2 separate regions of the Homo sapiens genome follow, and region 1 is linked to region 2. The links are chromatin loops, found by intact Hi-C in ENCODE. Cell type or tissue: A673. All regions are shown on one strand. Links, peaks and the distances in the headings refer to the core of each region. The heading gives the core; the rest is flanking DNA. Region 1 overlaps LOC124903050 (a long non-coding RNA gene). Region 2 overlaps LINC02405 (long intergenic non-protein coding RNA 2405).

What was found. A loop is a pair of places that touch in the nucleus more often than their neighbours do. Peaks named below come from ENCODE experiments on the same cell type or tissue, not always from the same donor. Only the 100,000 strongest peaks of a DNase experiment are listed, where the experiment ranks them.
Region 1: it touches region 2 in a loop (3-fold over the local background); 5 of 110 quality-filtered maps call a loop at or near these places.

Annotation. Positions count from the first base shown.
Region 1 is chr12:127,278,737-127,293,964 of GRCh38, reverse strand. LOC124903050 (a long non-coding RNA gene) reads left to right here. Exons shown (of 3, transcript XR_007063523.1): 2 at 3,396-3,548; 3 at 8,004-9,317. LINC02376 (long intergenic non-protein coding RNA 2376) reads left to right here and starts at 9,682. Exons shown (of 4, transcript NR_146537.1): 1 at 9,682-9,823; 2 at 10,329-10,729. RefSeq lists a silencer at 13,031-13,090. In A673, for the core only: no CTCF peak of the experiment used is centred there; DNase peaks (open chromatin) are centred at 7,094 and 7,484; H3K27ac peaks cover 2,346 bases.
Region 2 is chr12:127,016,421-127,031,648 of GRCh38, reverse strand. All of the region lies in intron 2 of LINC02405 (long intergenic non-protein coding RNA 2405), which reads left to right. It overlaps LOC105370063 (a long non-coding RNA gene), which reads right to left. Exons shown (of 6, transcript XR_007063518.1): 5 at 4,117-4,179; 6 at 3,612-3,712. Among named protein-coding and RNA genes, the nearest start is that of LINC02405, 36 kb to the left of the region's middle. In A673, for the core only: a CTCF peak has its summit at 5,918 (motif pointing left); no DNase peak of the experiment used is centred there.

The DNA of each region.
Region 1 (15,228 bases), core at 6,117-8,616, 260 kb before region 2:
GAGGCCTGGGCTCTGCATCCTGAGAGATCACTGGAGGGGCTGGATGAGAAGAACCAAAAGTGCAGAAAAATGCAGTCCCAATGGAGGGACTCTGTTCAAAAGAAAATGAGAGATGGGCACACAAACACTCCTCCTTAAGCCAGGGTTAAGCCAGGGTTTCCCTGGGCGGTGCCACACCCCACAGAAATCCTGCGTGCCAAGTGCATGCATGGCCCGCTGAGCAGGCTGCTGCCTCTCTGTGCTTGCCCTGCAGGGGGAGCTGGTGTGTAACACAGCGCTCTGCCTCATGGCTCATCTTCCTTTGCCTCATTTGCATTTGTCCTCATCTTTGCTATCCTACGCATGCAGCTCAGGGATCAAGCAGCAGCTTTGTGGATCCTCACCTGGGCTCTTCCTGGAGAACCCTGTGTTGGGTGCACAGTATCAGGAGATGGTAGGATTGCATAGGCACTTGTGGAATGATGGAGTGGAATCTCAGGTGTGACTATGAGAGGCATCAGTGATAAGGTGAGTGTGAGATGGGGGTGGGGAGTGGGAGAGGGGGAAGAGACCGCCTAGCCATGATCACAGCACAAATACCCTGAGGCTGGAATGGATGGAGATCAGCACAGGTGTGAGCCAAGCTTGATGCTGGAAAACAAAACGAGGGAAGGAAGGCAAACCCAGTGATGGGATCCTTGAAACACGAGGCTTAGGTCCTCCAGGTACTAGAACGAAGAGAATCAGAGTTCAGGAAGACAGACAGAGGCTTCATGTAGATGAATACACTGGGAATGGTGGAGTCGAGAAAACAGAAGAGGAGCTCTTGAGGGAGTGCCGAGGAGTGAGGGGTGGAGAGGGCCCTGAGTGTGGCCATCGGAACATAGTTTTCCGTAGACGCCCCAACACTGTTCCCGAGCACTGTCTCCCCATGAACCCTCCCACAGAGGTTTGCCTCGTCCCCCCAGTTACTAGCTGTTGACTAGACACATCTCTAGGATGGGTGTGGCTCTCTTCTGGAGACCCTGGGGGATCCAGAGAAATAAGGGCTGGGGTCCCAACCCCCAGTTTCCCAGGATACTCAAGGGAAAGGAGACTACTTACCGGCATGATGTCTTTTGGGGCTGCCTCAAAGCATCCTGTACTGATGCACTGAGGGGGGCCACAGAATTGTCTAGCCTCTGGGAGTCTGAGGTTTTCCCCAGAAGACATGGTTGGATGAGGGAGGTTTGGTGGGAGGTGACAGCTTCAGATAGCCTGGGCCTTCTTCAGCTTTCCTAGTGTCCTGTTTGCAGGATCTCCAGACCCAACTCAGAACATTCTGCGTACAGAAACCTCAGCTTAGAGAGGGTAAGGCATGTGAGAACCAGAGCAGCTACACTGGACAACCCATTAATGAGCTGCCTCATTGCGGCAGCCACATACACACCAGATCAGCCACACTGGACAACCCATTAATGAGCAGCCACATTGGAGCAGCCCCATACACATCAGAGCAGCCACACTGGACAACTCATTAATAACATGTGTGTGTATAACGTGTGTGTGTGTGTGTGCACATGGGAAGAGAGTATATATATACACACACACACATACTGTCATTAATGGGTTGTGTGTATGTGTGTGTATATATATGTGTGTGTGTGTACACACATACATATCTATCTATATCTGTATACAGATATAGCATAAGTTCTGGTCTGAGTCTGAGGCCTGGGCATGTGGAGTACCAACATCTCAGAGTAGAAGGTGGATGTCCCAACTCAAACAGAAAGAACAAGCCTGCCCTTCCTCCACCCTTTTGTTCTATTTGGACCCTTAGTGAATTGGAGGATGCCTGCACACATTGATGAGGGTCATCTTTATGCAACCCACTGATTCAAATAATATTTTCTTCTAGAAACACACTCACAGACATATGCAGGAATAGTATTTTACTGGCTATCTGGGCATTCCTTAGCCCAGTCAAGTTGACACATGGAAGCAGCTAGCATGGTGAGAGCACGTTGGGTGCTGGCATTTACTTTCCATTGCAGTACAGTGTGACACTCAAGCTGTCTCCTGTTTACTGATACTGATTGGTCAGGGGGGTTCAGTAATAGCCAAATTGATCCAGTGATTGAAAAGTCATCATCTGCTATTAATGGTTTAACAAACCCTAATGACCTATGGATATATATATATATATATATATATATATATATATATATCTTTATATATATATCTTTATATATATATATCTTTATATATATATATCTTTATATATATTTATATATATTATTATATATATCTTTATATATATCTTTATATATCTTTTTATATATCTATATATCTTTATATTTTATATATTTATTAAATAATAAATATATATTAATAATAATATATAATATATATAATATATTATTATATATATTATATATAATAATAATATTATATATATTAAATATATAAATATACATATATATATTTGCCAGAGATTTAAAAGTAATGGTTTTCTAAAATTCCTTCATAATTTTAGGCAGAATTTGTCTTTAAAAAAATGCCTGGCCAACTCTTTGGCTATGCTGAAGTATAGCTCATGCAGAAAATATGAGATAAGCACATTTTTTTTTTGAGACAGAGTCTTGCTCTGTTGCCCAGGCTGAAGTGCAGTGGTGCATTCTCAGCTCACTGCAACCTCCACCTCCTCGGTTCAAGCAATTCTCCTGCCTCAGCCTCCTGAGTAGCTGGGATTACAGGTGTGCGCCACCATGCCAGGCTAATTTTTGTATTTTTATTAGAGACGGGGTTTCACCGTGTTTGTCAAGCTGGTCTCAAACTCCTGACCTCAGGTGATCCATCTGCCTCAGACTCCCAAAGTGCTGGGATTACAGGCATGAGCCACCGTGCCCAGCCAAACACGTGTTTTTTACACCTTACTACTAGCTTCTGGAATAATAGGTTTGTTTCTTAACATCCTCTAAAGGCTTTGAGGAAGTAACAAGCTTGGTGTGTTTGAGGGACGAAGGGGAGCCTGCTGCAGATCCAAGTTGAAGAAGCAGAAGGATGGCAGTTAGATAAAAAGCAGGGTCTTGATCTCCATCTTAGAATATTTTGATTATAAAACCGAGATTGTTTTCATGACCTCAATTGACCAGGAGAGTGTCCACTATCTAATAGTTTGGAAAAGGTCATCAAATCTTCTGGGGTTTTTATACAGAAACAGTGAGAAAATGCTCAATTCATAAATTTGAAAGAGGCAGGGAGAGACGAAGTAACATTATGTTTTGATCCCATGCTACAGTTTGATATAATTTGATAGTCAGTGTACCAGATGTGCTTGGATTTGGGAGGAGCTAGAAGACACTGCATCATGAACAAAGTTACAATTGCAAAACTATGATCACTGTTTCCTCTTCTGTCCCACCTGCTACCAGAGTCCCCTCCCAGTGGGGCTGCGGCCATGCTGAGCTGAGCTCTGTCTTCTCTGTGGATTCACAGTCCCAGGCTCGTGACCACGAAGAGGACCTGGTGAGGGTCAGAGATGGGGACTCACTGAGCCAGGTGCTTCTTCACCCACCTCACTTCAGGTGCGCTTTGGAGCAGGTAGGACAGGTGCCCTCAACTTTATTATTTTACACGTGGAGAAATAAAGCAGGTAGGGTCATGCAACAGCACTGTGAGCTGGAGGAAGATCTGGACCCCTCTGGCCACAGGGGCACTGTTGCTCACTTCAGTACTCAAAAGGGGATGGTTCCTGGCTGCCCTTGGTGGAGGAGAGTGACCCTGTGATGCTGTATGGTTGAGGACGATAGATAGTTCAGCATCACTGGCTATGCCATTCATGAAATGCTTTAGCTGGAGTAAGTATGCAAATTTTTTTTAAAACCCTCAAACTCCCTAGAGTTGAGAGTCTTCCCACGCACCTCCAAAACTCTTGTGAAAAACCACCAATTTCACCCCAACAAGGAGAGAGAAGAGGCCCTGGGATTGGGAGAGAGAGTTGTGATATTTCAGCAGGTCCTGAATCCACAGAGTCAACCACTGCCCTGCACTCATGCATTTTCATCCCATCGATGCTGTTAGATGCAGTCCATTTAGCGTGACATCACAAGATGGAGGAAGAAAAGCCCAGAGAGCTCATTATCAGGAGCTGTCTAGGAAGGTGTGGGAACAAGTTCTGAATTAATTAAACTTTCACTTGAATAATGAACGCATGCTATTTTATTGCTGAGCTGCTCCAAGATAAGCAAGGAGGCTCCCTCCTGTGGAATGCCTGGTGGCTGGGGGCCTGCCGTTCTCAGCTTGGAAGAAGTGAGAGAGTTCTTTTTAACTCCCTATTGGAGCAAACACACACATCTGGCACATTGTAGGGTGACTATCAGCTCTTCTCCTGACACATGGCTTGGGGTCGGCTGTGCATCATTTTGGCCATCCATCTGCATATTTTGAGGGTGCTCACTGCTGTAAGCACTACAGGCACCTAAAATCTGGTGATTTAATCTCCATCCATTATATCTTAGTTTGTCATGGAGCAATGGTTTATTGCAATCTCTACTTTTACCAGGCAGTGAAACCAAGAGGGATAGCATTCTGTCAGGCGCATTAGCCTATGGCAGGTGCAGTAGGAGCCTCTGCTGAGGGAAGGGCATTCTCACAAAATGTTTACATTCACTTGCTTGCTGTCAGCCTGGGTTCTGAGAAAGGGTGGATGTTTCTGACCTGGAAAATGATTATTTGTACTCACAGTTGGCTACAGGGGCTTGAAACTTTTACAGGCCATTTACAGGTTGACAAAACGAAGCTTCACTTGCATATTTTCCTTATAAACTCATGGCAGATGGTGGTTGCACCTCTCGCAAAGGATGTGAAGAAGTCAGACAGATTTCCACACCCCTTCATTCCCACATCACCATGGGTTTTGCTCCATCTGGCAATGTGGTTTCATTGAATTTGTTCACTCCATAGCAGTTCTTACCTGAATAAAAGCATAAGAGGTGTTCGTCCAATTATCTTAATTTGGTTCAAAAGAACACACACCAGCACTCAAAAGAATCACATTGAGTAAAGTTATTATAAGACAGTGATGTTGAGGCCCGGTGCGGCGGCTCATGCCTGTAATCCCAGCACTTTGGGAGGCTGAGGCAGGGGGATCACTTGAGGCCAGAAGTTCAAGACCAGCCTGGCCAATATGGTGAAACCCCGTCTTTACTAAAAATACAAAAAGTAGCCAGGCATGGTGGCGCACATCTGTAATCCCAGCTACTTGGAAGGCTGAGGCATGAGAATCGCTTGAACCCAGGAGGCAGAGGTTGCAGTGAGCTGAGATCGCGCCATTGCACTCCAGCCTGGGTGACAGATTGAGACTCTGTCCCAAAAAAAAAAAAGAAAAAAGAAAAAACAGTGATGCTAAAGCCACCATTACAGGCTTACTCAACATAGGCAGTATTCCCCATTTTGAAATTTTGGGGTCTCTGGACAGGCAGTATGCAACCTGAGATCCTCTGGGTGTATCTTCTTCTCTGACTTTCACAGATATTAGAATTTCACAGAATCCCTGTTTCTTTGGGCTCCTCGGTGCTACTTTGTATTAGTATCAAGTAACAAAATATTCAACTAGGAGACTGTAAACAAGAGGAGATATCTCATATATCAAGAAGCTGAAAGCCGGGGTCTTAGGGTTGGCTCAGGAGTTCTCCTATGTTTCTAGGACTCCAGGCTCTTTCTTTCTTCTCTGCACCCTCCGGCATGTCGTCTGGCTTAACCTTATCTTCTCATGGCCACAATATGGCAGCCAGAACTCCAAGTATCACATCCTCACCCATTCACATCCGAAGGCAATAAGATGGCAAGTTTTTTGTCTTCATCCTCTCTCACGCCCCTTTTTGTAAGCAGGAAAAGCTGTACAGAAGGTCTCATTGATATCTTTGCAGGTCCCATTGACCCATATTGGGTCCCATGTCATCTATGAAGAGCCTGGGAAAGTGGCTGTGTGTCCAGCATCGATTATTACAGGATGCTGGCTGCATCAACCAGAAGGAAGGAGAAAGAGAGCTATGAGCAGGCACTCCAGAGCATTGTTGCCCAGGAAAATCCTTTTAATCCAGGTTTCCCCAGTGAGAGGTCACTGATTAAGCTTCATCAGTCATCATTTTCTGTGTGAATGAATTCCCATCCCTCTTTCCTTCTGGCGGGATCATCAAGTCTGATGAGGCTGGGGAAGAGGTTTGCGGCCAGTGGAGCAATGAGGCTGTGTGGGGAAGGTCCCCAGAGAGGTAATTCGGCTGTCTGTCAAAAGGACAAGGATACTCAGAGCTGCAGCCTGGAGGCCTGAGGCCTGAATCCAATGCACTGACCTGCCGTGTTCAAACTGTACAGAAACAACGAAAACATTATTTGATTTAACAAAATTAGGAGCTCCTCAGAACCAAGAGGAATGGGGGACGCTAAACGTGGACTGGCCGCTACTGCTAGCCAAGCTGGCCAGTGAGGACATGGTGGACACAAGGCTGTCACCTGTGTGACGTGAGCTCAGCAGCTCATGTACATTTCGCTTCATGCCCACCTCGCCAGCCTGCACTTCCCACACTCCAGCCCCTGTGTACCCGTAACACAAGATCACTCTGAGTACCCAGCACTCCCTTGCGTAGGTTTGGCCATGTCTGACAGCGCATGCTGTTAATCTGTGTACCCATGCATGCACAAAAACACAAACACACACAAACACATCTTTAAAGTGACATAGGTTTTCTTGAAATAATTTCAAAAGACACATTTTTTATTATTTTAAATAGAAGGTCACCATCACTTGCCACAAACAGAAGACATGCAAAACCATATTAAAACAAAATGTTTAAGAATTCCAGCCAGATTTAGTTTCTTGTCAAAGCTCTCTGCCAGAGGCCTGTGTCCTTTTGCTATGGAAGAAGACTGGGACCAGGAGCAGTGGCTCACTCCTGTAACCGCAGCACTTTGGGAGGCTGAGGCCTATGGATCACCCGAGGTCAGGAATTTGACACCAGCCTGGTCAAGATGGCAAAACCCCACCTCTATGAAAAATACAAAAATTAGCCGGGCCTGGTGGAGGGCATCTGTAATCTCAGCTACTAGGGAGGCTGAGGCAGGAGTGTTACTTGAGCCCGGGAGGCGGAGGTTGCAGTGAGCCGAGATCATGCCACTGCACTCCAGCCTGGGTGATAGAGCAAGACTCTGTTTCAAAAGAAAGAAAGAAAAGGAAGGAAAGAAGGAAGGAAGGAAGGAAGGAAGGAAGGAAGGAAGGAAGGGAGGGAGGGAGGGAGGGAGGGAGGGAGGGAGGGAGGGAGGGAGGGAGGGGAGAGAAAGACAGAAAGAAAGAGAAAGAAAGAGAGAGAAGATCGGCAAGGGTTAAAGGTAAAAGGTACACTTCCATGAGAATGACTCAAAGATAATTAATGTGAAATTATTCTGTGATTAAAATAATTCTGTGACTGTCTAAGTATCTAAATCATCTCCTGTCCCAAAGATGACCATCACCCATTCCACCAGGGGTCTGTTCCCCGCCTTCTATGACACAGGGCCCCTGGAGAATAGAAACCCACTTTTATGAATGGGCAGATGCATGGGTAATGCAGCTCCAGGAGTTTCTGTCTGCCGTGATGGGAACATTTTCTGACAAGATGCAAATGAAGCTGCCTCAAGTGCTCCAGAATTATTATTCATCCACAAATAACCTCATCTTAAGCCATTACTTTCTAAAATTTTTTTACTCGTTCTTTTGAAAATGGTAAGCATACAGTCTTGTCTTTGGAGCAAAGTTTGGATCCAAAACTTTACTGCACGTATTTGAATCTAATTGTTCAGTTTCTCAGGTTTTAAAAAAATTCATCCTGAAAAATCTTTCTTAATTCAAGTGTTTTTCTCCAAAGAGTAACATATGTTATGAGGAGGTGAGCTGTGGCTATAGCATTCTGCTTGTGTTTTATACCAAACTGTTACGGGATCTAAGTTTCATCTCTGGGATGGCGATAATATTCAGAATGTCACATTTTGGTGTTTTTTTTTTTCAGATGCAGTGGTTTGAGACATAGTAACTGAAGATATGGACACTAAATCCCTCCATATTTCTATACAGTGAAAAATCAATAATGGTAATTGGAATCTCTGTCTCCCTCAGCCCTGATTTATCCTTCCTCTTTGTGGTTTATACTTTCCATGTATGAACCATAAAACTGTAATGGAGAAACATTTTTGCCTATGAGGAGCAAAGAGAGCTGCTTTGCTGAATGACTGTGAGTAAATGAGGATTCTTTGAAGAAGTGCAGGGCTTCTGTTCCTCCGTGTTGTGGGCAGCACACGCCTGCCCTATTCGTCTTCGTCATGGCTGCACCTGTGCTACAGAATGCTCATAGACTAGTGCTGCCCATGCAGGGAGCCCAGAGGCTGCACTTTCTCAGTTTACCTCATGGCTTCAGAGTGACATGAGGCATTGAAATAAGTGAGCATTGAATCTGAGGGCTCAGGAGCCACCTTCTACCTTTGCTCCTTTGGTGACATGCTAGATGCCCTCTGGTAAGTCAGTTAAATTCTTTGGGCCTCCTCTGAAAATTGGATCCAATGAGGCCAACACTTCCTGTTTCACAGGGTTACATGGGGCTCACATGCAATTCAAGAACAAACTTTGTAATACGAGGCAAAAGATACACAAACAAGCATGTACATTACTCAGACAAAGGCTTGGTCCTATGAGACAATGGGGCATGTTCTCATAAGATTCCTGTGAACTTTGTAGGCTCTTGGGGCTACAGGAAAACAATTTTAATTGAAGAGAGAAAGAAGAATGAGACCAGGATGTGGCCATGGGTGATCTCAGCTACAGAGCATCCTGCCCAAGAAGCCTTGGCACAGTCCACGTGATGTCATGCCCCAGAGTTAAAGAAACTAGTAACTCACTGCAATTCTTGAGTTTATAAGATGACAGACAAAAAAGAAACAACGTGTGGAGATGTTGAAACTCCCTCTGCTTATGAGATAAAAAGAACTGGCTGAAATTGGTTGGAACCAATGTGGCCAAATAAAGTCTGCACAGAACAAGCTTGCTGATGTCACAGCCTGAATTTCAACACAAGTTTCATACTAACTACCCCCAAATTTGCACATGAGACCCATGAGGAGGTATGAAGAGATAACTGTGTGAGGCTGAGGACTTTCCAGACCTCCCTTTTCCTTCTACCAATTACCTACTAACCCCAGAATCCACCCCTAAACCTTTTCTAATAAAATTACTGCCTTAAAGCCAGCACAGGAAGACAGATTTGAGCTGTACTTCTGTCTCCTTGTTGGTTGATGTACAATAAAAAGCTTTTATATTTTCTCAAAAAAAACAGTGTCTTGGTATTGGCCTCTAGTGCACTGGGCAGTGATCCCCTTTGGCCGATAACACATACACAGGGTAGGCAGCAGCCATGGCTTAACTTTGGGTGCCGTTTTCTTGTTAGGCCACTTGAGCCTTGGGTGGCTAAATCCTAAAGCGTGGTTGCTTCCAGCTTCAGAGTCTCATCCATTTTCCTGAGTGCCATTAAAATATTTTCATTTCTGCATGTGCCTTGGCCATGGAAGGGATAGGTCTCTCCTCTCCCAGTCTCCCTGACGGTTGCCAGGCACCTGTTTGTGTTTGAAATAGAAAAACACACAGGATTCCACACCAAGTGTTCTGCCTGAGCAGGGCACTGGCAACCGGGGTGGAGCTGCAAGAGCCTTTGGCCCCATGGAGGGACTGCTGGCTGCCGGCTTCTTCACTTCAGCTCCTTCTGGAGATGACCAAGTCTGTGGTGGTGCCTGAAGATTTAAGCAAGGCCCAGGTCATGCTGGGTTTCATGGGGAGATGATGGTATTGCGTTGTTTGTTTTCATAATAAGCAAGCAGGATGTGAAGAGGGGAAATGAAGTCATCAAAAGGTTTTTGTTCTTCCCAAATTGAAGAATAACAAAATCCGTGAAAATTACGAATTGATTTAAAAAGTCTAAAAAAACCTGAAGTCACCCCAGGTCTTCAAAACCTTAGAAACACTGAATTTGGCAGCAAACTATAAGAATTTGTTGGCTTATTTCTTTTCTTTCTCTTTCTCTTTCCTTCCTTCCTTCCTTCTTTCCTTCCTTCCTTCCTTCTTTCCTTCCTTCCTTCCTTCTTTTCTTCCTTTCTTCCTTCGTTTCTTCCCTCCTTGCTTTTTCTTTTCTTTTATTTTCTTCCTAAAGATAGAGCTACTCAAAAAATAACTAGAAAGAGAGAAACCCACTGATTGGATTCAAGGTGTGTTTATGGGTCAATGTGTGTTTAAGGCTGATATTCAAAAAGCAACATAGTCACTAGAAAATAGCAAAAGTTCTATCCTACAGGTTCATCAGGACAAAGACAAAAATTCCTTAAAATTATCTCAAAAGAGTGAAGAATATCAGAAAATGTTAACAGACTGGATAAAAATGTAGATATTCAGGAAAGTCTAAAACCATTCATAATAAGCTCAAAAATTAAAAGAAGAAATAAACAATCTCAATGAACCTAGTAAAGCCACATCCACAAGCATAGGCCAAGTCACACATGACAGAGAATGACAGATCTGATCCCTGTCTACAGCCAGGGAAGTCTGACACCCTCGCCTGGCCCCCTTCTTGATAGTAACACTGTGGGGGGCAGAGAGGGGTGACTTGGACTAGGATACGTAAAGTGAATCCGGAAAAGAGACAACCTGGATGATCAAGCAGGAACTGATTTAAAGGAATTGATGTCTGCTGCTAAGGTAGGTTATTTTTAAACCTCAGAAGAGGAAATTTAGGAAATGCATTACAGTTTTCTGAGCAAAATAAATGGACTACTTAGAGTTTGAACTAATAGTCTCTAAACCGAGAAAGCCCTTCACGGTTAGAAAATGCGCAGTCTGACAATGAGATCCAAGTGCTTCAACTGTCATGCATTTCAGCTGCCTGCACTTTTTCAAGGACATGCATTACAATTCCACAGAAAGTTCTCTGAGGAGCTAGAGATGGAGAAATAGCTTTCTATGGTATGTGAATATGTCACAAGAGAGGCAAGTGAATATTTGCCCTTTTCACATCCTCATCCTAGTCACTTCTTATCCACCACCGCCTCTGGCCCCACTGTCCTCTGCACCTGGTGTTATGAAGCACAGTGGGGAGCAGGTGAGGGATGGTACACTGTAGCCTCAGGTCCTATGGATGTGGGCTTGGATCCTGGCTGCTTACTATCCTCCCTGGCTGTGTGTCTCCAGATGAGTGATTTAACCTCTCGGCGCCCCAGTTTCTGCATCTGTAAAATAGAACAAATCAAAGCACCTCACTCATAAATACTATTGAGAAGCCTCAGTGAGATATTTCCCCTCAAGCACTGGCACAGCAAGGGAGTGTGGTGGACGTTTCATGAATGATGTTCCTCACTTTAATTTGAAGACTTAACATCCTCATTTCGCAGTTGAGGAAAGACAGGCTGAGAGGTTTGGCTGTTAGATCAACATCACACAGCTCAAGAGTGGTCGAGTTAGGATGTGGACTAAGTCACAGGTTACCAAGTGCCCTTCCAGGAGGTACTGTGGCCTTGCTCAGCCTAGAAGGGGTCCCAGGGAAGGAAGGAGGCATATTCCTGCTAACTATAGCCTGGAAACAAACAATACGGTGCAGTCTCCCCCACAAAACTTAAGTGTCAGAGCACAACCCCTGGTGACCAGAAAAGGCCTCGACTCAAGGTCCAGCTGACAGATGCCTCTGGTCACCTCTAACCCCACAGTGTTCAGTCTGAAATTCCAGCTGAAGGTACAAGTTTGAAGGTCATCATATCGCCCCACTACCTGTCAAGTTAAGCTGAACCCTGGGGCAGGAATGAGGACTGACTTTCCCAAGGTCATGCATGTGGTAATGGCTGAGCCTAGAGTCAAACCTGGACTTCGTGAATTCATATCCTCCTTTGGGGGTGATTTTGGGTTGGCAAGTCATGTGTGTGTGGGGGTCTCCTTCCTTCAGATCCATGCATCAGTGTGAATGACACTCTTCTAATAGATGACAAAGAACCAGACACCTGCCTTTTCACAGCTGGATGTGCCTCAGAACATGGCACACCCAAGACTCAGAGAGGCAAGCACCTTGCTTAAGGCCACACAGTGAGACAAGGACAGAGTCAGAATCTGAGCCTAGGCCTCCTGCCTTCCAGCCCAGGGCTCTTGGGGCCCCACAGCCTTCTGAGAATATCCTATGAGAAAGTTGGCTTTTCTTTTTCTTTCATGTAGGAAACAGAAAAACAGCCAGGAATCTTGAATGTTTATCTAAATATTCTGTTCACAAAAAAACATTTTAACCACATGGACTTGAATGGGCTTAAATTCAGTGGCACGGGGTGTAAATTCCACATAAATAAAAGCACTTTGGATTATTGAATAACTTTCAAGAATGTAAAGGGGCTGTGAGACCAAAAAGTTTGGGAACTGCTCTTCTAAGTAGAAAAAGCTTTTCTTTTCAGCTAAGCATCTAGAATGGCCAAACAGCCTGATGTATCAACACAATAATATAGTAAAAGTAGTAATAGTAATCATATAGTCATAGTCATAAAAATATAGTAATATTAATAATAATGAGTAGGCAGCTAAAAGTTGAGGATTTATCATGTAGCAGATACCTTGCTCTGTGTGCTACCTGCAGGTGCAGAATCTCATTTAATCCTCACTCCAACCCTGTGACTTAGGCGCGCTCATTATCCCCATTTTAGGGGTGGAGGGAACTGAGGTTCAGACCGTGAATTCCCTTGTCCACAATTGCACAGTGAAGGGCAGAGCTGAGATTCAAATTCAGGGATTCCTGACTCTAAGACATCCTGAGAAATGATTCTGCAACTATTACTGGACCCTTTGCAACACTGTCTCCCAAACTCCCTTAAACAAGCAAAAGCGCCCTCAGGATTTGTAAGAGGTGAAATGTCTTCCACCTGTGCACAGGGCAATCCTCCCTCCAGCCCTGCCCAGTGCCCAGGGGTTGGCAGAGTGGCTCCACCTACACCTGCACGGGTGGCCCCGCGCCTCTCACGCAAGTTCGGCTCCCGCTCCCTCCGGTCCCTGTGCAGAGCGCCCCCTGTCGGCCCCTCGTGGAGCCTGGGCCAGCGCAGCGAGTCTTTCCGCAGACACGCCCTCTAGCGCCGGCGGCTGGGAACGCACCGCGGTGCCGCCGGGTCCCGCAGGGGCGTGGCGCGCACCTGGGGATGCACCTGCACCAGGCCGCCTGCCCCCCTGCCGCGCGCGCCCCGTCCTTCCCTTTTTCACTTCTTTCCCTGTTTCTGTTTCCTCTCTCCATCCCCATATCCAATTAAATCAGTGGAAGCTCTCCCGAGGAAGAAGCGCGCAAGCACGTAGAACTCAGCAGGGCGTGGCAGGACCTCACTGGCCCCTCTGCTCTTCGTTCCTAGGCACCCCTCCCGGCAGTGGAGTGTCCTGGCAGAGCTTCCTGGTGGTAACGAGAGGACCAGCCATCAGAAATAGTGTTTTCGTTAGGTTATTGTTCTGTATTTCTATTCAGGGTCCCCTTCAAATAAGTAAAGAATTGCCAAAATCAGATGTCAAAATATGTGGTATGTATTAGCTGCTCACAATGAACAAATGAATGCTTTTAAACTGCAAACGTTCCGATGTTGAGATGAGTTGAGAATACTAATTTCAACGGGAGATTCGATCCTGTGATGGTCACATGTAGAGTGGCCGGGAAGGTGTTTTTGAGCAGCCTTTTCTGCATGACCCTTGTTTTGTTTTGAAACAGGGTCTCAGTTTGTCACCCAGGCTGGGGTGCAGTGATGGGATATCTGCCCAGTGTAGCCTCAACCTCCCGGGCTCAAGAGATCCTCCCACCTCACCCTCCCAAGTAGCTGGGACCACAGGCCTGAACCATCACACCCGGCTAGTTTTTGTAATTTTTTTTTTTTTTTGTAGAGATGGGATCTCGCTATGTTGCCCAGGCTGGTCTCGAACTCTTGGGCTTAGGTCATCCACTGCCTGCCTCAGCCTCCCAAAGTGCTGGGATTACAGATGTGAGCCACCATGCCGGGCCCCTGCATGACTGTTAGTGGACTTGTAGGCTCCCTCGGAGACAACATCAAAAGTGTAAATGTGGTGCAGGACCAGAAGCACCCCCTTCTGGGGTCTTTTGTGAATTTGAGGTCTGAGCTGGAACTCTACTTGCTGTCTCCAGCCAGTTTAATCACGGATGAAAATGTTGGGGTCTTGCCTCCCCTTGCTAGTGGGAACTCAGGGAGTGGTTATAAGAAGCTTCCCAAAAATGATGACAGTGACACAGCTGACTTTGCTTCAGGCTGGGTGCTCTGCCTAATGCCTCATCTGCGTGAATCCCTGTACCTTTCACAACGGTCTCTAGCAAGAGTTGCTCTTATTGATGAGGAAGCCAAAGGGCTGGGTGACGTAGACATATGCACAGAATCCTATTGCAGATGCTGTGGTGTGGGAGGACTCGGACCCACCTTTCTTACCCGGGAATAACCCTGCGACTCTGTAGGAGGATTGGAAGAACACAGCAGCTCACTGAGCTGCACTGTAATGTCTGAGCAGCTGGAATTCAGCCAGGGGGGGTGAATCCCCGTCCTAGAGCCGAGTGGAACCTGAAGCCTCTTACAATGGCCTGAAAAATGCCTCTCTTCTCCCAGAACAATTTCCTAAGATGTCAGCTTCTTGGGAGTAAAAAACAAAAACTGAGGCACAAAGCATGAGAAAGACTTATTCTACAGTAAGAAGATAATTGGCACCAACAGTAGCCACTAAGCTCATTTCTCCAAGTCTCCTGCTCTGGAAGTTTTATTGGTGAAGCCATCAGTCTTGTTACCACTCATAACACAGTACTGATGATCAGGCACTGTGTGTGTGTGTGTGTGTGTGCGCGCGCGCGCGTGTGTGTGTATTATTGTTCTAACATAATCACCTCTGGAAACATCTGTTGTTAAACACAGCACTGAATGCATACCTTGCTTGATTGGTTTCTGTTAATCGCATCCATAAATTATGCATTAAAGTGGATGCAGGAGCAGAGAGAATGAGGTGGGAGTTGGGGAATGGTGAGCCAGCCATCTCCCAAGTGAGTTGCTGAAACCTAGCCCATTCCCTTATGGGCTGATTCCTTTTTCCTTTCGTTTATGTTTTCCTCTTACTTCTCTGACTGATAAAAATCACAGAGAACAAACGAGCCACTAAGAATCCAGGGAAGACCAGATGCCAGGAAAATAGTTCCTTAATGTTCACTG
Region 2 (15,228 bases), core at 4,906-7,405:
GTTTATCCAAAATGAGACCAAGAGAAGATTATTTTCCTCCAATAGTGCAAGCTAATAAATAAGACACATTTTAAAGCTGTTTCTAATTAATAAAAGCATTATATCCATTAAAGAGTCGTAACTTAAATCTATCTTCTTAAAAGAAGTAGCTTACATTGCTCATAATTGTGTTAAATGTTAACACTTGCATCATGAGTTACTTCAGAGAAAGGGTAATAAGCCCCACGTGGCTCTCTGCCTCTCTTTGTTAAAAAGCGATCACAGAAACAGGCACACATGCGTTTAAAAAGAGGCCTCAGAAAAACATCTTTCCTGTAGAATTAACATTGATCTTCAATAGCTTGTCCCACTTTTGCATTCTTTTTCACAGATGAAATAGTTGTTCTCCATTGTAAGGCAAAACCGCTTTAAGAACTCAGGGTTCAATCCTGTTGCTATTCTCAGGATTTACTTCTGGTGTTATGGTGTTTTTTCTTTGTAATTTCATTACAAAAAATGTTTATAGGCTACTTCTGAGCCATAAGCTTTGATTACTTTAATGATCACACAACACATATTCTGTAAGCATGCTTTCGATGTGCATCCTGGTGTGTGAGTATTTAATTATATTACTTGAAACAATTCATAGCTGAGAAGAAGATAAGGTTAACTTTGGTAAGGGAGAATGTGAAAATTGCCCTCCAATTCTTTTCTAATGAAACTGTGTTTGTGTCTGTGTGTGTGTGTAGATATATATATATATATATGTGTGTGTGTGTGTAGATATATATATATGTGTGTGTGTATATATATATGTGTGTGTGTAGATATATATATGTGTGTGTAGATATATATATGTGTGTGTAGATATATATATGTGTGTGTATATATATATGATACATATATCTATACACATATAATACATATCTAAGATATATATATCTTATATATGTATCATATCTATATCTATATATATATAGATATAAAATATATATAACACAACAAAATATTCCCTAAACATTTTGTGTCAATCCTATGTTAGGCAGTGAACTCCAAATTTGACCAAGACGCAGCCTTTGTCCTGTTATTTTTATAACCTCCAAGGGAGGACACGGCGCCTGTGGAGGTCATCATTTTGATCATTTCGCAAGGTAGACGCTGGCCAGGATGATGACAGAGATGTAGACCTGATGCCCAGAATCTCAGGAGTGTGAACGTCTTGTTTTCCCATCATAAAACAGGAAACGTCATTCCTGGGGAAGAACACCCAATGAACAGGCACCTCCTTAGAGAGATGGTGCATTTTTAACTAGGAAGAAAGGAAACATATGTTCAATGTAAGGACAACCTTTACAAATGGGAAGAAGAGAGATCTTGGCTGATTTTACCTCTGTAATTATGGCAAAGGGACAATTGAATGGGTGGAAAGTGAACATGCAGTCCTTCCTTTGGAGTAAGGTTATTAATTTTGGTTTTACCTCTGTATCTCATTTATGCAAGGTTCAGGAAATATTCTGTGATGATAGCTGTATTAGATTCCTAGGGGCTACATAATAAAGTACCATTACCATCAACTACTTGGCTTAACACAAAAGAAATTCTTGTCTCACAGTTCTGGAGCCTGGAAATCTAGAATCAAGGTGCCACAGGGTTGCTCTCTACTGGAGGCTCTGAGGGAAAGTCTATTCCATGCGTCTCTCTGAGATTCTGATAGTTTCCCACACGCTTGGGTGACCCTTGGCTCGTGGACATATCACTCTAGTCACTGCTTCAGTCTTCACACGATGGTATCCCTGCGAGTTTATCTGTTTTCTCTCATTATACAAACACCAGTCATATTGGACAAGGGGCCCATCCTCCTCCCGTATGACTCCATCTCAACCCAATTACATCTGCGGAGACCCTATTTCCAAATAAGGTTGCACTTCACATGTATCAAGATTTAGGACTTCAACATATCTCTTAGGGAGACACATTTCAGTGCACAAAATGGTACTTACAATAAATATTTTACGTGGGCTCAAGTATATATAAGTAGCCTGAAGAGTTCCATAGACAACCATATAAACATGAGTGGATTTCCAAAATACAGTGCTAAGGAGAAAATGTTAAAACAAAAAAGACCAGGAATAAGAGCACAATACTATTTATTTATATGGAAACTGTGTCACCAGCTAATTACTATATATCTTTCAGGAATAAATATTTTTAAGCACAAATATCAAATATATTAGAGTAGTACCTATGGGGAAAAAAGAATGATGGGTGGGGATAGGGATGAGATGAGTGGTTTAAAACAATGGCCCTAGATTACTTTAAATTTGTCCCATTAAGATGTAGGTTCTATGTTTTTTCCCCTTGAGTTTGAGTGGGTTTTTGACAGTTTCAACCATTAAAGTATTGCAGAAGTGATGCCTTCAGCATATTTGGTTCTCTTGGGACACTTACTCTGGAGGAAGCCAGCTGACACATGGGAAGAAGCCATGTGCAAATACAGAGTCAACAGCCCCAGCTGAGCTACAAGTTGACAGGTGGCATCAGCTGCAGCCATGTGAGTGCACCATCTTAGACTTGCAGCTCAGTTGAGCCTTCAGATGATGGCAGCCCCAGCTGATAGCTTATTTTAATTGCAGGAGATCCCACACAAGACTACTGAGCTGATCCCTTGCTCTACAAAATTAAGAGTAAAATCATAGTTATAGGCCAGGCACGGTGGCTCACGCCTGTAATCCCAACACTTTGCGAGGCCGAGGTGGGCAGATCACGAGGTCAGATGTTCAAGACCAGCCTGACCAACATGGTGAAATCCTGTCTCTACTAAAAATAGAAAAATTAGTCAGGCATGGTGGTGGGTGCCTGTAATCCCAGCTACTCAGGAAGAAATTGCTTGAACACTGGAGGTGGAGGTTGTGGTGAGCTGAGATTGTACTATTGCACTCCAGCCTGGGCGACAGAGTGAGACTCCATTTCAAAAAAAAAAAAAAAAAATTCATAGTTGTGTTAAGTTGCTAAGTATTGGAGTCATTTGTTATACGGCAATTCTTAACTAGAACATAAACAGAAACAATGAAATTAAATAAAAAGGGAGGCCTTGAATGGGTGAATGTTGATGATGTCCTATTATACAGCAGGCAGTATATCAGAGTGAAGGTGACTGAGACGTACAGGGAGTGACAGGGAATGTGTTGACAAAGAGAGCACAGGATTGTCCAGAGAGGGCAACTCATTCAAACTCCAAAGAACAATGAGCACATCAAAGGAAACCTGTGAGCTAAATGCAGCTTCCAAGGCCCAGGGTTTGTTCTCAACTCTGATCTAGGTACATATTTACCCAGCTCCCCCATCTCTAAATCAAAGCAGACACACAAGTGCTTGGCACATTCCAATTGGTGAACACAGATTTTAAGATAATCCCCATCTTGAAGCACTCAAAAATATCAGGCAAGCAGCCCCCTATTTCCAGTGAAAAGATCAATGCAATTGCTAATGTAAATATTTAGATCTTAGAGATCTAGGTACAAAAATAAAATATTGATTTTATAGTTTTAGCTCTATATAGTTTTAAGACACATATTATACAAAATAACACAGGAACGTAGATATAATTTTCCACTTAATTAAAGAAACAATTTTATTCATATTGTTTTGGCTCACGTATTAGACTTCAGTGCTTTCTTCATCACTCATGGAGTTATCTGACTGGGTGCTCAGAATTCATCATATTCACTTCTGTCTATGTGTTTTAAGAGAAAAATACATATATATTATTTTCAATACAAGCACAGTGTGTATATATATACACACACACATATACGCATACATATACATATATACATATACACACACGTATACATATATACATATATACATATGTATATGTGTGTGTATATTTATGTATGCATACATATATACATATATGCATACATAATGTAGAAATATACATGTGTATACATATATGTATGTATTGAAATTACATGCATATACACATATGTATATATGTATGTCTGTGTGTGTGTGTGTGTATATATATATATATAGTGCTTGTTTTGAAAATAAACTAAACTACTTGTATCCATTTGCATTGCATTAAGGTCTTTTTGGTTGTTGTTGTGTAATGTTATATTGGCAGCTACTTACCACATTGTGTTTTCATAGGATCTTAAACTGCAGGTAGGAAACTAAACTTCAAGGTCTACCAGCCTGTAAGAATAATGACAAAATCGTTACTATGTGCCTTCATCCCTTTTCTCGCTAGTTGCATGAGTAGACTTCCTTTAGAATCTAACATTAGCACCAATAGAGGTTGTTTCTGGTTGATTGGTCTCCCCCAGATGTACTTTGTGTTAAACAATAATGTGATTGGGAGGTCAGCACATAACACGCACTATTTTTCTCAGCGTTAATGTGAGGGAAAGTTTTATTTTGTATTTAGGCATATAGGGGAATTGTCACCCTCCCTTACAATAAATGTTAGCATGCCCTGTGTGTCTTTACATTGCACAGAGAATCCTGGACTCAGCAAACTCTCTTCTGTTATGACGCCAACCCACCATGTTTATGTCCTGTGAGTACACAGGTCTCTAAAGGCATCAGTCTTCCAAGGCAGAGGGTGAAAAGGTGATGCTGAGGAGGTCCCTGATTGTCAGTGGTCTACCTCTACTTTCACTAAAGAGCCACTCACGTCTTAGTATCAGACGGCCTAGGTGGAAGTCACTATGAAATACCCACGTGCACATGCCTAACTTATTCTGATAAGTGTTGTGTTGCCAGAAGACAAGTTGGTGCCTAAAAACATACAACAGACTTAGAGGTAATCTGTAATTCATGGTGAAGTTCAACTCCTTTTAATTTTTCCCTGAAATGTACAAATGCCCATATCGTATGTCAACTCCTTTTTGAATCATAATGAGAAGATCACTTCATTTCAATTCCATCCATTCATTTCTTTCTATTTTCCCACAGTCATCCACTCTGTAAATGAATAATTATCACACATAAGAGAATAACAACATATGCACTGTTTGGCTTATAGGGTCAAAAATGGCAGACACAAAGAATTATTTTGGTAAACACTGACGAAAGTTTTTATGCTTTAATTATTGGCTGAAATGCAGTAGAGGTCACTGCTTGCTCATTCTCCCTTCCCCACACCCGCTAAATCACCTGTCAGTTTAAAGTAAATTTTAGTAGATTCAAAGCAAGACAAGTGACTTTTGTAACACAGCTCTGGGTATATCTCTCAGTGATGTGGGCATTTTGTGCCCTTGTTTCTTAGGAAAGCTCTTCTCTAAACCGATCTAGCCAGATGCAGAGCTTTGCATGAAAACATTCAATAGATAGAGAAATGGGAAAGGGTGACAGGGATCAAGGATGAAAATGGAGATTTCTCTCCTGTTAAGAAAATTGGTATCTTCTTACTACTATCAATTCGGCATGAAGGGAGAAATGGGTGTCTGCTCTGCCATCTTGCTGAAGTGCCATAGTGGGTAAAACAAACTCCACCCTCATTCATTCCATAGGTCAGAGCCAAAAGCTGCATTGGCCACTATAGTGGTTTTGTGAATGATAGAGCTGTCATGGACCAAAATGGAAACTGGAGAGAACAGTGTGTAAAGTTTTATGGGAAATTCTAATTAGAATCAGATGGAGGTTTTTTTGGTTTGTTTATTTGTTGTTGCTGTTGTTTTGGTTTGTTCTGTTTTAATGGACTTCTAATGTACGTGGGCACAGATAGATGCACAGTTAAAAAAGTAAGCAAAACAGGAAGGTAAAACTGAAATGAATTCCCAAGCTCTTATTGATAGAAGTGTGGGCATGATGGTAGGTGGTTATTATGCCATTGGTCTTGAAGGCTACTCGTGCCTTCATGTCTTGCCTTAAAAGACAGCTCTATTTTCCCTCCTCTAGTAATAGAGCCATTGTATCCCCTTGTGGCCATAGATAGTATTATATATACTCCAATTTCAAAATCTATAATTCAGTTGATCAAAATGTCAGGTTTTACCAAAAATACTTCACCAGGCAATGCAGAAGAGCCATGCCTGGGAATATTTTTCAATGATTACTCATTGGTACAATTCTAGGATATGACTGAATTACTCTTTTCATAAAACTATTCTTTTAAAATAATTCTTTCTTCTGTAATTAATAAAAAAATCAAGTGAAAGGCACAAATGAACATTTTTCCCTAAGTGCTAGAAATCAAGCATTTGTTTTAGGTGAAATGAGTTTTAAAGTAATCGTCAGTCATTCAACTAAAAGTGAAAGCAGCCAGACAACTAGAAATCTGGATTAGCTTCAGATTGAGTTGGAGTCAACTTTGTTTTCATATCTGGTGGCTCAGTTTGATATGCATTATATTTGAAAATGATGAATTCCAAATATATAAATTCCTGATGCAATTCTCAAATACAACCTAGAGACTTGAAGACAAGACTTAAAACTGTGTCTTATTTATCTGAGTTTTCGTAGCACAGAACACACAGGCTTCATAGTGTTGTTGGCTAAATGAATGTGGCCCATGTGAGAAAGCATTGAGGTGGATGAGGCTTGGAGCCACAGGTTCTAAACCCAGGTGTGTGACTAACTCACCACTTACCTTAGATAATGTCCCTTTACTCATCTAAGTTTCAGTTACAGTCTTTACAGATTAGGAATGGAATTCTGCACCCTGCAGAGCCCTGGCTTCCTGTCACTGTGTTGATGCTAATACACAAGGATGAACACGTGGACCTGTGGTGAAGGTTTGAGCTGAGCTGTGTGTGTTTTCCTATCTCTGTTCCTCTTGCCATTCCTAAAACCAGAGCTCATTTCCCTTTCTGTTGATTCCGCTTTTTACTGACCAATTAAGAAAGCACTGATTGAGTACTGACTGTATGCAATGGGCCAGTGGAAATGTACTCTAGGATTCAGGGGTGATAATGGCAGCAGATTTTCATTATGGAAGCGACCCCAGTGAAGACAGCAGTTTCTGGCGTCATGGAGATCACAGCCCAGTGATGTGATAGAGACATGTCCACCCGTCCAACCACCCATCCAGTGAGCATTGGTTGAACAGATTGTGTTGAATGCAACAATGGAATAATGTCACCAGGTTTATGGGTGATGATGGTGGCAGATTTTCATGATAGAGAGGTCACCCCAGAGGGAAAAACAGTCTCTGGATTACAGACACATTTTCATTTGCTGGGGAAAAGCTGCCCCAGGAAGCTTCTCAGTGTAGCTGACCCTGCCCCCAACTGCTCTTCTTACAGCATTTTAGTATGCCTGTTAGTTAGCAGAATGATGTACATTTTACCCCATAGGTCCTTTTTAATTCCTCATTTGCCTCCCGCCCTTCCTCCTTCAGAGTCTCTAATGTTCATTATCCCACTCTATATCCCTTAGCTTACCCATTGCTTAGCTCCACTTATGGGCGAGAACATGTGGTATTTGGTTTTCCATTCCTGAGTTACTTCACTTAGAATAATTGCCTCCAGCTCCATCCATCCAAGTTGCTGCAAAGTACATTATTTTGTTCTTTTTTATGGCTGAGTAGTATCCCATGGCATATATATGCCACATTTATTTTATTTAGTTATCAGTTGGACACTTATTTGATTCCATATCTTTGAAATTGTGAATTGTGCTGATACAAACACACATGCAGGTGTCTTTTTTATACAATGACTTATTTTCCTTTGGGTAGATACCTGGTAGTGGAATTGCTGGATCAAATGGGTGATCTACTTTTAGTTTTCTGATAAGTCTTCATAAACTGTTTTTCATACAGGTTGTACTAATTTACATTCCCACCAGCAGTGTACAAGCATTTCCTTTTAACCACATTTGTGCCAACATCTATTGTTATTTGACTTTTTAATCATGGCCATTCTGGCTGGGGTAAGGTGATATCTCACTGTGATTTTAATTTGCATTTTCCTGATGATTCGTGATGTGGAGCATTTTTTTTCATATCTTTTGGCCATTTGTATACCTTATTTTGAGAAATGTCTATTCACGCCATTTGTCCAGTTTTTAATGGGATTTTTCTTTCTTGCTGATTTGATCAAGTTCCTTGTAGATTCTGGATGTTAGTTCATTGTCAGATGCATAGTTTGCAAATAACCCTCTTTTTACATTGTAAAAACAATTAATTTTAGTAATTCTCCCAATCTCCCTCTCCCCACAAAATAAAAACAATTCAGTTAAGCTTGACACAGAAGTTTGACAGGATTTGTAAGATCTTATTCCACAGTGGTGCACGTGGAACACTTTCAGATGTAAAGTGTCCTGGGGAACATTTTCTCTTCTCTGTTCCATCAGTGTCTCTCTGTGCATTTATCACCTCGTTACTGGGGAAAAGGTCTGGGGTCTGATATTTGAGGAATTTTATGGCTCAGAGAGCAGGCTAAGTAGCAAACATGTTCCGTTCCTCCTCCTTGCCCCTCTGATTCAATCAGGATGGGAGGATGCAAAAACAAGAGAATGAGGCTTCCAGCCATTTACCAGGTGGTTACATATTCATTCTCTCTGTCTCCTGAAAGCTCTACCAGTGTCTGGACGGGAACCATCTACTCCAAGTTGTGAGGGTTCATTAAATGCCAGGCAATGTACTATGCATTTTAAGTATCATCTCATTGAATCATTTCCAGACCCTTATGAGGTATCATTATTCCCACTTAGTATTTGAATGCTAAAGAAAACAAATTCTCAAAGGACTAAGTCTACCTAAAGGCAGTAGACCTGTTGGATTACTGTTTGGACTTGGAATTAAGACAGAACTGGATTGACTCTCATCTCTCTCATTTCCTGGCACTGTGACCATTAGTAAGTTACTGAAATTGTTTGAGCCTCCATATCTCATCTGTAAAATAGAGATGATAAGAACATGGTGAGGGTCAGTCGTTCTGTACCCTGCCTGGAAGAATATTGGTTGTTGCTTATGGTTAGTGGTGAGGGAAAAATAAGGGAAGAAGAAGGGGAGTTGTTATACCACCAAAAGAAGTGGGGCTGAGCTGAGCTGAGCTGAGCAGAACTTGGCTGGCTTCGCTGGGTCTTTTGTTTTTTTTTTTTTTTTTTTTTTTTACCAGTTTGGGGCCAAGGAGATAGCTTGCACATTTGGTGAATTGATTACATATTGGGTTTATTAGTTTCTTGTGGCTGGTGTAACAAATAACCACAACCTTGGTGGCTTAAAACAAAAAGGAATGTATTATCTCAGTTCTGGAGAGGCCAGAATCACATGCTGCCAGGGCTGTGTTCTCTCCAGAGGCTCTAGGGGGGAGTTTGATTCTCGCCTCTTCCAGCTTCCGTTGGCTGCTGGCATGTCTTGATTTGCAGCTGCCTGGCTCTACGCTGTGCCTCTGTGGTCGCCCTCTCCTCTGTCTATGTCAAATCTCTCTCTCGTCTGTCTTCTAAGTTCACACTGAAGGACACTACGATTTCATACAAGGCCCACCCAGATAATCCAGGGTTGCCTCACCCTGTCAAGATCCTTAACTTAGTGACATCTGCAAAGACCATTTTCTATGTAAGGTAAAATGAGTAATATTGTAAATTGAATAATATGCAGATTCCCAGAATTAGGACCTGATATTTCTGTTGGTCATTATTGAGGCTGATACACAGCAGGATTAGGCAAATAAGTAAATACATTGGAAAAAAATGAAAGCCAGGTCTCTGAATAACAGAGAGATATAAACATGGAAGGGAAGAAAACTATAATAAACTTTGGGTTGTTGCACTGGAATGGGAGATGTCAGTATGAACACATACACATACTTTTTAATATAGATATAAATCTATGTAAACAGGCATGTGTGTATGTTTGTGTGTGTAGATATACACACACAGTTATGTATATTTCTTGTTTACTGGCAGGACCTAGAAACACTGACATTCCAATAGCAGTGAAAATACCTAGCGCCCAGTTGATGGTTTCTACATAAGGACCTCTTTCAAATGAAAGGCTTCTAAAAGAGACGATTGATTCCCAGGATGGGATAATCATTGTAGAACATGAACCTGAGCCATCTTATTGTGCCAGAAAGTCAGGAAGTGCTGAAAACATAATAAGAACATAGGGATGAAGTTGATGGGGTCTGTTGGCCAGGGGCACTTTGAACACCAAAATTAATAATGACAGTAATAGTATATAACTTTTAAGTTTTTTTTGTGTGTGGCAGGGTGTTACTCTGTCACCCAGGCTGGAGTGCAGTGGCACCATCTCCACACACTGCAACCTCTGCCTCCCAGGTTCAAGCAATTCTCCTGCCTCAGCCTCCCAAGTAGCTGGGACTACAAGTGCACACCAGCATGCTTGGCTAATTTTGGTATTTTTAGTAGAGATGGGGTTTCACCATGTCGGCCAGGCTCATCTCGAATTCCAGACCTCAGGTGATCTGCCTGCCATGGCCTCCCAAAGTGCTGGTATTACAGGCATGAGCCAATGCACCCAACCAGTAATGGTATATAACTTTTTGAATAACTAGGAATTCTGCTATAAATAAGGAATTAATAAATAAATAGGGAGAAAATAAAACTTTTTAATAGTGGAATGCTAACAGGTAAGTGTACAAAGATTATGGATGGAATTGGGAAAATAACTGTTTGGCTAACAAAGTAATAATTGATGAAGACTAGAATCATCAATGCATGTTAAAATTAACAGGTGAATGTTTGATGAGAAATGGGATATTCACGTAATTTAAAATTATCTTCCTATAGGATACTTCTTAATTACCAATTCATTAATGAGTACAAAATATTTCCTTAGTTATCCTCTCAATGGAGAAACTTGGCAGACAACAATTCTATGCAGAGGATAAAAATGAGCAACTCCTGTAATGGGAGAGCTGATAAAAGTTATCGTTGCTGTGATGGAATGAGCTGTCACGACTTCTCGTGCTATATACTACTTTGAGAAGAATACAACCCTATTTTCCATTTCTGACAGTAATGGGAGAACTAAATCTAATTATAAGAAGACATCAGAAATATCCGAATGGAGAGATATTCTGCAAAGTACTTGCCCTCTGTTCTTTAAAGTATCAAGGTCATGAAATACAGAAAGGACTGAAGTTCCTTATTTACGAAAACTAAAGGGACGTGATGACAAAAGGTGATGCATGATCTTGACTTCCATGATCCTGGACCAGAAAAGAAAGGAGCATGTTTATAGCAGTACAATTCACAATTGCAAAAATGTGGAACCAACCCAAATGCCCATCAATCAATGAGTAAAGAAACTGTTTTATATATATATATATATATATACACACACACACACACACACACACACACACACACATATATATATACACACATATATATACACAATGGAATACTACTCAGCCATAAAAAGGAAAGAATTAATGGCATTTTCAGCAACCTGGATGGGATTGGAGGCTATCATTCTAAGTGAAGTAACTCAGGAATGGAAAACCAATCATCGTATGGTGGGAGCTAAGCTATGAGAATGCAAAGGCATAAGAATGACACAGTGGACTTTGCGAACTCAGGGAGAAAGGGTGGGAAGGGGGTGAGAGATAAAAGACCACAAATTTGGTGCAGTGTATACTGCTCGGGTGATGGGTGCACCAAAATCTCACAAATCACCACTAAAGAACTTACTCATGTAACCAAACACCACTTGTTCTCCAATAACCTATGAAAATAAAAAGATTTAAAAAGGTTGAATAAAAAAAATCCTGTGCTTAACGAAAATAAAAGAAAAGAAAGAAGGAAGAGAGACTTGTTTATTTTGCTTAATTGTTGGTGTTGGCTATAAAACACACTGGAGGCACTGGAGGTAAAGTTGTAACGGAGTCTGTTGATTAGACAGAAGTATTGTATCAATGTTAATTTCTTATTTTGATGGTTATAGTGTGGCTATATAAGAAAGTGTATTTCCTTCTTAAATAAAAATAGACATTGAGATATTTAGGGGTAATGAAGCATAATTTCTGCAATTTACTCTCAAATGACTCAGAGGGAAAAACAATACATACAGAGAGTATCTAAATTAGAAAGAGAAAAAATGATAAGGCAAATGGTGTCAACTGTTAACATTTAAGTAATCTGGGTGAAAATTACTCATGGGTATTTTTCACTATTATAACTTTTCATATGTTTCAAATTGTTTTTTAAAAAGAAAAGAAAAATAGGAACAAGTTCACAGTTGCTTAGAGTATCACTGGGATTCCAATTCATGCCTGTCTTCCTGCAAAGTCTGTACTGTGAATTTTTTTTATTTAACCTTTTTAATTTTTTTTTTATTTTCATAGGTTATTGGCAAACAAATGGTGTTTGGTGGCATGAGTAAGTTCCTTAGTGGTATTTTGTGAGATTTTGGTGCACCCATCGCCCGAGCAGTATACACTGCACCAAATTTGTGGTCTTTTAGCTCTCCCACTCTCACCCAGTAACTGGGGGTGGGACAATATTGGTCCTCAGCTTTTGATGTCTTCATGATATTTATTCAACCTATATTTATGGTGCACATATTTGGCCAATATATGCCAATAACAGCAATTAATAGACATCAGTTCCACTCTTAAAAGCTTCCATTCCAGCTGCAGAAGAAAAAACAAAAGCAAAAATCCGTAACCAAAGCACAAAGCAAAGCAAAACAAAAACACAAAATAAAAAGGAAAAAGAAAAACATGATAAGAAGATAAAAATGTCATGAAGCTATTCGTTTTACTCAGGGTTCACAGAAGGCATTTCATAAAAAGTGATGATTAAATTGACTTCTAATTGACACAAAAGACGATTGCAAGAAAATCTGGTCAAATCCTCCCTTCCAGCGAAAGGCAGAAGCAAGTGCATGGACCATGCAGCACAGCCAAGCTTGGCTACACTCAGAGCACACAGGCTCATGGCTGGCATGAAGAGAGTGCCAGAGAAAGTGGATGGAGGGAGGCAGGATAGGAAGGTGCAGCTCACGTTGGGCCTTGTGGGTGTTTGGATGTTTTTCTGGCGGAGTTAAGAAGCAATTGGAAGACTTTGAGGAGAGGAGCAACATGATCTGAATTGTTTTTGAAAATCATTCTGAATTCTTTGAAAATAAACTCCATTACCTTGATTAATTCATTGTTCATCTCAGGGACTCAGTTTCTGTATCACTAAAATGAAAAAGGTGGAGTAGCTGGAGCCTGCTCTCCCTGACAGCACAGATCTTACAGAATGTAATGATCGCCCTGAACCTGAAGGCCTCTTCTCCTGGTACTACCCCAACTCACTCATGGCTGCACCCACACTTCCCTGCCCTTCCGAGATCCTGATCTCCGTGGTGCAGGTTGTTGGGAGCTCAGCCATTGGCTAGTCTTTGGAATAAAGGAAGGAAGGAATGATTGCAGCTCAAAGTGCAGCTGGGTTCTTTTTTTTTTTTTTTTTTTTTTTTTTTTTTTTTGAGACGGAGTCTCGCTCTGTCGCCCAGGCCGGACTGCGGACTGCAGTGGCGCAATCTCGGCTCACTGCAAGCTCTGCTTCCCGGGTTCACGCCATTCTCCTGCCTCAGCCTCCCGAGTAGCTGGGACTACAGGCACCCGCCACCGCGCCCGGCTAATTTTTTGTATTTTTAGTAGAGACGGGGGCAGCTGGGTTCTTGACCCACAAGCAGCCTCCTTCTGGAGTCATCGTAGAGCAGAGTTCCTCTGTCATTTACTGCAAGCTTTATTGGGAAATTCCTTGTGATTGCTGCATAAAAAATACTGTCTTGGTAATGTTGTTCGGTTATACAAGATGAAGCATTAGGGAAACCCCGCACTCCTACTACAGCCAGATACACTGCCCCAAAAAACAAGAAAGAGAAGCACTAAGTTTCTCGTGGTGAGATTATTCAGTGGAGAAAGACGGAGAATCCCCCTCAACCAGTTAACAACAAATCTTGCTTCTGATGATGCCCAGCACTTTTGATACCCCTCAAAGAGAAATTGTTACCATGTAACAGTGGTACTTTTTTTTTTTTTTTTTTTTTTTGAGACAGGGTCTGACTCTGTCACCCAGCCTGGAGTGCAGTGGCATGATCATGGCTCAGTGCAGCCTCCCCAGCTCAGCAATCCTTCCACCTCAGCCTCCTGAGTAGCTGGGACCACAGGTGCATGCCACCATGCCAAGCTAATTTTTATATTTTTAGTAGAGACAGGGTCTCACTCTTTTGCTCAGGCTGGTCTGGAACTCCTGAGCTTAAGCAATCCTCCTGTCTCAAGTCTCCCAAAGTGCTGGGATTATAAGCGTGAGCCACTGTGCCCAGCCAATGGTACCTGTTCTAAACAAGGAAGTTGCTCCGTGGTTCGGTTTACTAGCCTCTTCTCTCTCTACCTATACTTGCTCTCTGGGCAAACTTATGCTGGAGATGGTTTAAATACAATTATAGATATAAATAAATTAATTAATAAATAACACTGAGCTTCCACTTTTGGAAAGGTGGGACGGACTTACTTTATTCTTCTCTACAAGTACAACTAAAAATCCTAGACATATCTATTAAACAACAAAAAAATAAACAACATGAGAAGGCTGTGAAAAGTGGAGAGAAGGTAGACTGGCCAAGAACCACAGGACCCAAGAAACAACATGGTTTTCAGTCTCCTGGGTTTTATTGTTGCTTCATTGATCCCAGATTTGGAGCTGAAGAAGTAAGCAGCAGCCCACACCTGCTTGTGTGGCAAGATCTCACTCTCAGATGCTCATGTTACAATTCCCCACTTCCTGGGCCTCTTTCTTGTCAGGAGCAGCTTAATTTTAATAGGAAAGAAATAGCAAATCCATGCTCCACAAATCTCAGTGACAATTGACTATTACTCTTGAGGATGCAGGCTTTCCTTATATTTGGATGATAAATGCAGCTTCAAAAGCAATTTAATATCCCTGAACTTGGGATTCACAGATGGGATAAGAGGGTGGGAGGTATGGAAGCTTCTATGCTCAGAGGTATTTGTTTTATTACTATATGTCATAAACCTCAAATGCAGAGTGAAGTGTATATTGCTGTGCTGTTGTATGTGTGCCTTGATATGCATGTGTGTGTAATTGTGTGCAGAGCTCATTGATTAGGAAGGAACTCGGGAGTTCAATTCCCTGGGTGCAAATCTCAGCTGTATCACTGTCTTAGTCTGTTTTGGGTTGCTACAAAAGAATACCTGAGACTCTGTAATTTATTTTAAAAGTACATTTTTTCAGCTCATGGTTCTGCAGGCTGGGTCAATCAAGGGCATGGCCCTGGTTCTGGTGAGGGCTTTCTTGCTGCCTCACAACTTGGTACAG